2 separate regions of the Homo sapiens genome follow, and region 2 is linked to region 1. Evidence: chromatin loops called from intact Hi-C (ENCODE). Cell type or tissue: PC-3. All regions are shown on one strand. Each heading gives the region's core, and the rest is flanking DNA. Links, peaks and the distances in the headings are about the cores only.

The links. A loop is a pair of places that touch in the nucleus more often than their neighbours do. Peaks named below come from ENCODE experiments on the same cell type or tissue, not always from the same donor. Only the 100,000 strongest peaks of a DNase experiment are listed, where the experiment ranks them.
Region 2: a loop joins it to region 1, with 18 times the contacts of the local background. A loop is called at or near these places in 7 of 110 quality-filtered maps.

What each region holds. Positions count from the first base shown.
Region 1 is chr10:48,550,381-48,553,294 of GRCh38, forward strand. All of the region lies in intron 3 of ARHGAP22 (Rho GTPase activating protein 22), which reads right to left. Among named protein-coding and RNA genes, the nearest start is that of ARHGAP22-IT1, 40 kb to the left of the region's middle. In PC-3, for the core only: a CTCF peak has its summit at 1,653 (motif pointing right); a DNase peak (open chromatin) is centred at 1,651.
Region 2 is chr10:49,160,169-49,163,082 of GRCh38, forward strand. TMEM273 (transmembrane protein 273) reads right to left here. Exons shown (of 7, transcript NM_001288740.3): 6 at 1,431-1,454. Among named protein-coding and RNA genes, the nearest start is that of TMEM273, 27 kb to the right of the region's middle. In PC-3, for the core only: a CTCF peak has its summit at 1,605; a DNase peak (open chromatin) is centred at 1,583; H3K27me3 peaks cover 170 bases.

The DNA.
Region 1 (2,914 bases), core at 160-2,659:
TGGCAGGACTACTGACTGTTCACCAAACCAGCCTTGCCTTCCTCCTGGAAAGAGGTGGACTCCATTTCCCAGACTCTCTTGCTCCGAGGTGTAGCCATGCAACTGCATTCTGGCCAATGGGCTGTGACGGGATGATGGGGCCACTTCCAGGCCTGGACCAACACATCTCCCAGGCATGATGGCCTCCTAGCATGGAAACAACTAGGATACTTTTGCAAGCCACAGGTTTCAGATGGCGAAACCATGAAATAGGAAGATGCTGGGAGATCAACTGCCTGCCAATCACAAGTGTTCATTTTTGACTTTATATGAAAGACAAATACATTCTTGTGTCAAGATCCTGAGATTTGGGGGTTATTCCAGCAGTTCACTTACCCTAATACAAAAAAGCTAAGCTCACTGGAGAATAAACATGAAATGGTTTTACTTTCCCAATAACTATGCCTATCACTTCCTACCTTCCCTTTGAGTCGTTGCTCACTTGGTGATTTTCCCAGGGTCCAGAGTGTGTGCCACTCTTAGTTATTCTAACAGTCTCATTAAGGATCTCTCCAATCCTTAATTCTGTTCCCTCACATCTGGTTCAAAGCTCTTTTTGTGCTGCTCCCCCAGCACTGTGGCCCTCACGGACTGGGGTGTGCTGGCATAGATAGGGGTTGCTTCTCCTAGACTCTTCCCTGAACTGCACCCTGGGCACTGGGGTGGGAAGGAGGCAGAGGGGAAATGTAGACCTTTCTTTGCTTGCCAGGCAAGGTTGCAGTTCCCTCCCTGGTGGACGGTGTTGTGAACTGGGGCAGGGGCACCCTCCCAACCAGCTCCTCTGGGCACTGGGGATCTGTTGTGCGTTCTGACCTCAAATCTCAGCTGACTTCCTGCAGGTGGCATCTTGCCTGTCTGCCCTGCACTATGAGAATTCTAGAAAGTCTGAGGGCCCATGTCATCCTCTTTTCTCCATCAGTGCCCAGGCCTGTGGTCCCACAGAGGCTTCACATTCTGCTCCTCTTGAGAACTGGATGCTTACGGCAGGAGGTGTGCCTGGCAGAACCCCATTTGCCATCAGTCCTCAGTCAGATTTTCCTTGCCTGGGTAACCATGAAAAGCAAATCTTGTGTGTAAGCAACTGTCCAAGCAAGACACAAATGCCAGTCACCCTTTCTCTCAGCCTCCCTTAAACTTTATAAGTGGTTTTCCTGCGTGTCCCCGCAGCTTCAGGGAGGAGACCGTCACCTCTGCCCAAAGCAATTGCTCCCACCTCTCAGTACGCTTTATATACTGACCATGTCGGGAAAGCAGTGGCAGGCCACAGCCACAAGAGGACAGAAGTCCCACTGGCACTAAAGCCCCCTTATAAGAGTGTTTTCTCTGTGTCTTGCTCAGTGGCTGGATGTGCAGGTTCTCAGGTGCTTTTGGAACCAGAGGTGTATGCTGTATCAAGTTCCAAGACCTCCCAGCCCAGATGGGAACAATGCTAGAATCTGTAGGAGGCCCCATATGGCCAGATGTCTGTGTTGGAGGGCAATTTTAGTGTGTGGCTTTGGAAGCCAGATGGCTTGGCCTCAAGCTCCACTCCTATCTAGCTGTGCTGGCTGAAAGGCTGGGGGTGGGCAACAGGGCCTGCACTTTCTGGCCCAGAACTGGCAGATCTCTCCACTAGATGGCACTCACAGTATAATGTTTCCTCATTTTTAATTCTACTTTGAAAACATTGTCATTTTTTATACCGTTGAATTGCACAAATAGAACTATGGCTTAAAATTTACGTAGTTAATTCTAGGCATGACCTTCCTTGGAATTCTGTCACATTTCCAAGAGTTGTCAAGTTTTTCCCCCTCTTGGGGGTGCTGGTTGGAGAGTGAGGGACCCATTGTGGTGTGACCAGTACCACAGGCCAGCACAGGCATAGCCTGGAAGTGATCCGGGGTTTGTCCTCCTTCCTCATATCCTGCCCTGATTTCCTGGCCTAGGCCCAGACCCCAGGCGGGGCTGTTAGGCTCCTTCCTGCGCCTGTTAGTTCACTGCTCACAGAGCCTGCCACCTGGCACCCTCGGAACTGTAGGAGAAGCCCCTTGTCCCCCCAGATGCACTTGCCACCCTTCACCCACCCAGCCTGGATTTCCTCTTGGTCTTTGCACATTTACCCCGGGGGCTGTGCTTGGTGCACACTGGCATGGCCCACTTGGTGATACTTCCTGCTCCTGCCCCCAGGTAACTGTGCTCAGCCTAGTGAGGATAAGTCCTTATTGTGCCTTGAGCTCAGGAAGAAAATGTCCCCAGACTCCCTAATGGCAGAGACTGACCCCTGCTCATCTCAGGGCCCTGCAAGGCTGGCTCAAAGCTGAGGTCACACGAGAGGTTTGCTGAGTTGGATGTGAATGGGTTTCTTGGCCTTCCTGTGACTGCACGTTGCTGTGGTTTAAGGTGGGTTCATCCAATCTTCTTATTCGTTTTTAGCCCCAACATGGCCTATAGCTGAAGCCTCAGTCAGCAACTGCTGTAACAGGAAGCCCACCCTTCTGGGGTCAGGCTGACCTGGGAGGGTCCAGGCTCCTGTACCTGCCAGCTGTTTGGCCTCAGGAGATTCACCTTACCCCTCTGGCCTGACATCTTCATGGGCTGTGAAGGATGGGGAGCTTTGCCAGCTGCAGCCAGAACCAAGCATGAGCTTCGAGTGCAGCCTCCCAGGTCCCATCTGAGCAGGCTGATAGGAAGCATCCTAAATCCGGAGCCCCCAGTGGGAGGGGAGCAGAGGGGACCACTCTTGGGCCCCGGGCAGCACTGGCATTGTGCTCTGCTCTGCAGATAGCTGCGCCGCACTCTGCAAAGGCTGACTGGACCGCTCACCGCCCACCACCCGTCCCGCTCTCCCTGAACTGCTCAGCAGCTGCACAAAGGCTGGAGGGCAGAGATGGGCAGC
Region 2 (2,914 bases), core at 193-2,692, 610 kb after region 1:
TGGGGGTCGGGATATTCACATAGTGTCAAAGTGCCACCCCTCGTATTATTCATTTCAGAGGGGAAAATTCTAATTTCTACAAATGTAGAAATCTAGTGGTCACTCCCTTAACCAAGCAAACGAAGCATCACCAACAGTGATGCAATACAACAAAAGATACACAACATCACTTCATGGTATTTCTGACCAAAAACTTCAATCTGAATCTACTCAGGAGAAAACGATCAGACAAATCCAGAAAATGGGACATTGTATAAGACAACGGGGCTTAGGGACTTCTCAATTAACAATGCCATAAGGATAAAAAGCAGAGGGGCTGTTCAATACTGAAAGAGACTTAAAAAAAAGACAAAATAAATACAAATATTTTTTCTGGATTGGAAAATAGCACAATAAAAAATAGAGCAATAAAAGATACTTCTGAAATAACCAGAGAAATTTAAATATGGACTGTATAATAGATGATATTAAATTAGCATTAATTTTCTTAGGAGTGGTCACTGTATTGTGATTATACACAATAGGAAACACAATGGTGCTGTATTCAGGGGTGAAATATCATGATATCTACACTAATTTGCAAGTAGATCAGTCAAAAAAGGCTTATGTACACAGAGATAAAGCAAAGGGGGCACCGTGTCAGTGAGTGACCCTAGGTGAAGGGTGTATATATTTTGATTGTCCCGTTCTTTCAACTTTTCTTTGGATTTGAAAATTTTTCATAAAGCAGGAGAGTGAGGTCAAGAGATTGCCCCAGGCCTGTGTGACCATCCTGGGCTGGTCAGACAGGGAGCAAATTCTCAGTGGGTTTGGCACATGCAAGGGGCATGAGGTGAGGAAAAGCCAAGCTGGGGAATGTGGATTGTGAAATGATGATTCTCAAAACCCTGGTGAAGATGCCTTCATTCCTAGGAGTCTTCATCCATAGGCTCATTCAATCAGGGGTCCGAGATCCTGTCCCCTTCTGTAGACCGGCCCTCCACATACAGGCTTCGTCCTCTCCGAGACCCCAAAGCAGCACTGAGATGCAAATACCCAGCCAAACTGATAGCATGATGACATGAAGAGATGTTTGGGAATTTTTTTCATCAAATGGACTAAATTGGCTAATTATTAGATTGGACACTATCATAGGATAGGTCTTGGAGAATGAAAAAAAGTTTACCTATCCTGTTAAAACCATTTTCTCAGCTCTAACTGGGCAAATGCCCCACAGCTTCATGTTAAATCTTGCCAAGTACCATCATGTCCCAAGGTGATGCTGATTCCTGGTCTCACAGCTGTCCTGGCATGAGGGCTCCTGGCCATGCCATGGTTGCCCGTCCCACGTGGCCAGGGGAGGGAGAGGTCATGCCGAAAACCCATGCAGCCCCATGGGGCAGAGACTGCCTGTCCTCCTTTTAAGACAAGTGATCACTCTTACAACTCACCTTTTGGAGAAATTGTGGTTTCGCCTGCAAAACAAGATAAAAGGGTGTTCATTGCCTAAGCCTTAGAAGCCAGAAAGACAATGCAAAACTTGCTGCAAGAGAGTGGCTTGCTTGTCATTAGCTTGCTCTTTTGGGTCTGACTTCCTCATGACTCAGCCTGACTCCATCTAGTGTTAGTTTTGGAAACTCGAATCCTGCTTCTCCTCTCTGAAAGTCCCTCTATTTGCAGAGGAGCTCTGTTACGATACCTGCCAAGAACAGCTCCCTGCACGTGGTGAGGGCGATGTATTAATTATCAGGGGTATAAACTCCCATCCAGCCATTGCCTCCCAGCCTCCCTCTCTCCTGGCCTTTATTTCTTGCCTCCCTCACCCACTTGCTTCCTCTAGCATCCCTTCATGTTTTCTCATGAACTTCGCTTTCAGAAAGTTCATTGTTGAATAACTATTGGAGCCATCTTTCCTGGATTATGGAAAATGCCTTCTATAGCCCTGATAGCTCAAAATAACCCAGAACTTCCAAAAAACACATATAACAGAGACGCTCCTCTTAGATGATCATGCATAAGAACATAAAAAGCACAGTGACTGCTCATTCAGCAGTGTTTTCAAATGGGTCTGTGTTGTATTGCTCACAGCAGCATCATCCCACACAGATGTATGTGTGTCAGAGTCCATCATGAATGGCCACATGCACATACACACACATATACACAGGCAATAAATGCACACACACATATAGACAGGCAATACATGCACACACACACATATGCGTGCGCACACACACAACAGGATTAAGGATCGAGCTTTGTGAAATTTCATTCTATGTGAAGTCCGTGGCTAAGATGTCCCTGAAGCATGGTCTGCTTCAAGGTCTGGCGATTTGCAAAGCAAAGTGCCTTAACTCAAAGTCCCCCTCAATGTGTGCCAGGAATTCAGATGGTCAAGGTAGCGTCCCTGTGCTGGGGGGAGCTCTAGTACTTTAGAGCCTTCCCCGTGGTGAGAAGGTCACTGTGCTAGAATCTCCACATGTTTCAATATTCCTGACCACAGGGGCTGAGCTGGCCACAGCAGTCTGTGTCCTCTGCCTGGGTACCTAAGCACCCAGCAGAGGGCCCCTGAGGCCACATGGTGCCAGGGTCTTCGCCATGGCCAACACAGCCCATCCATTCAAAACAGACTCCTCCTGCACTCCTCACCACAGATGCTACCGCTACCTGGACCCACAAAGGCAACAAAGGTTCTAGGAAGTCAATCCTTCTCACCCTTCCAGACTCCATCCATGGCCTCCTCATGTCCTCCAAGAGCCCTGTGTGAAAACCCTTATAATGGCCAGTCCACCCTGATTCCATGGTGGGAGATGCTGACTCAGCGCCCAACCCACAGCCATCTGAGTGCTGCCCTTGGGTCAGCGGGGACTGGGACACCCTCCTGGCCAGGTGCCGCAGCTGCACACTTAGGAGAACCTGTGATTGTGCCAACCCC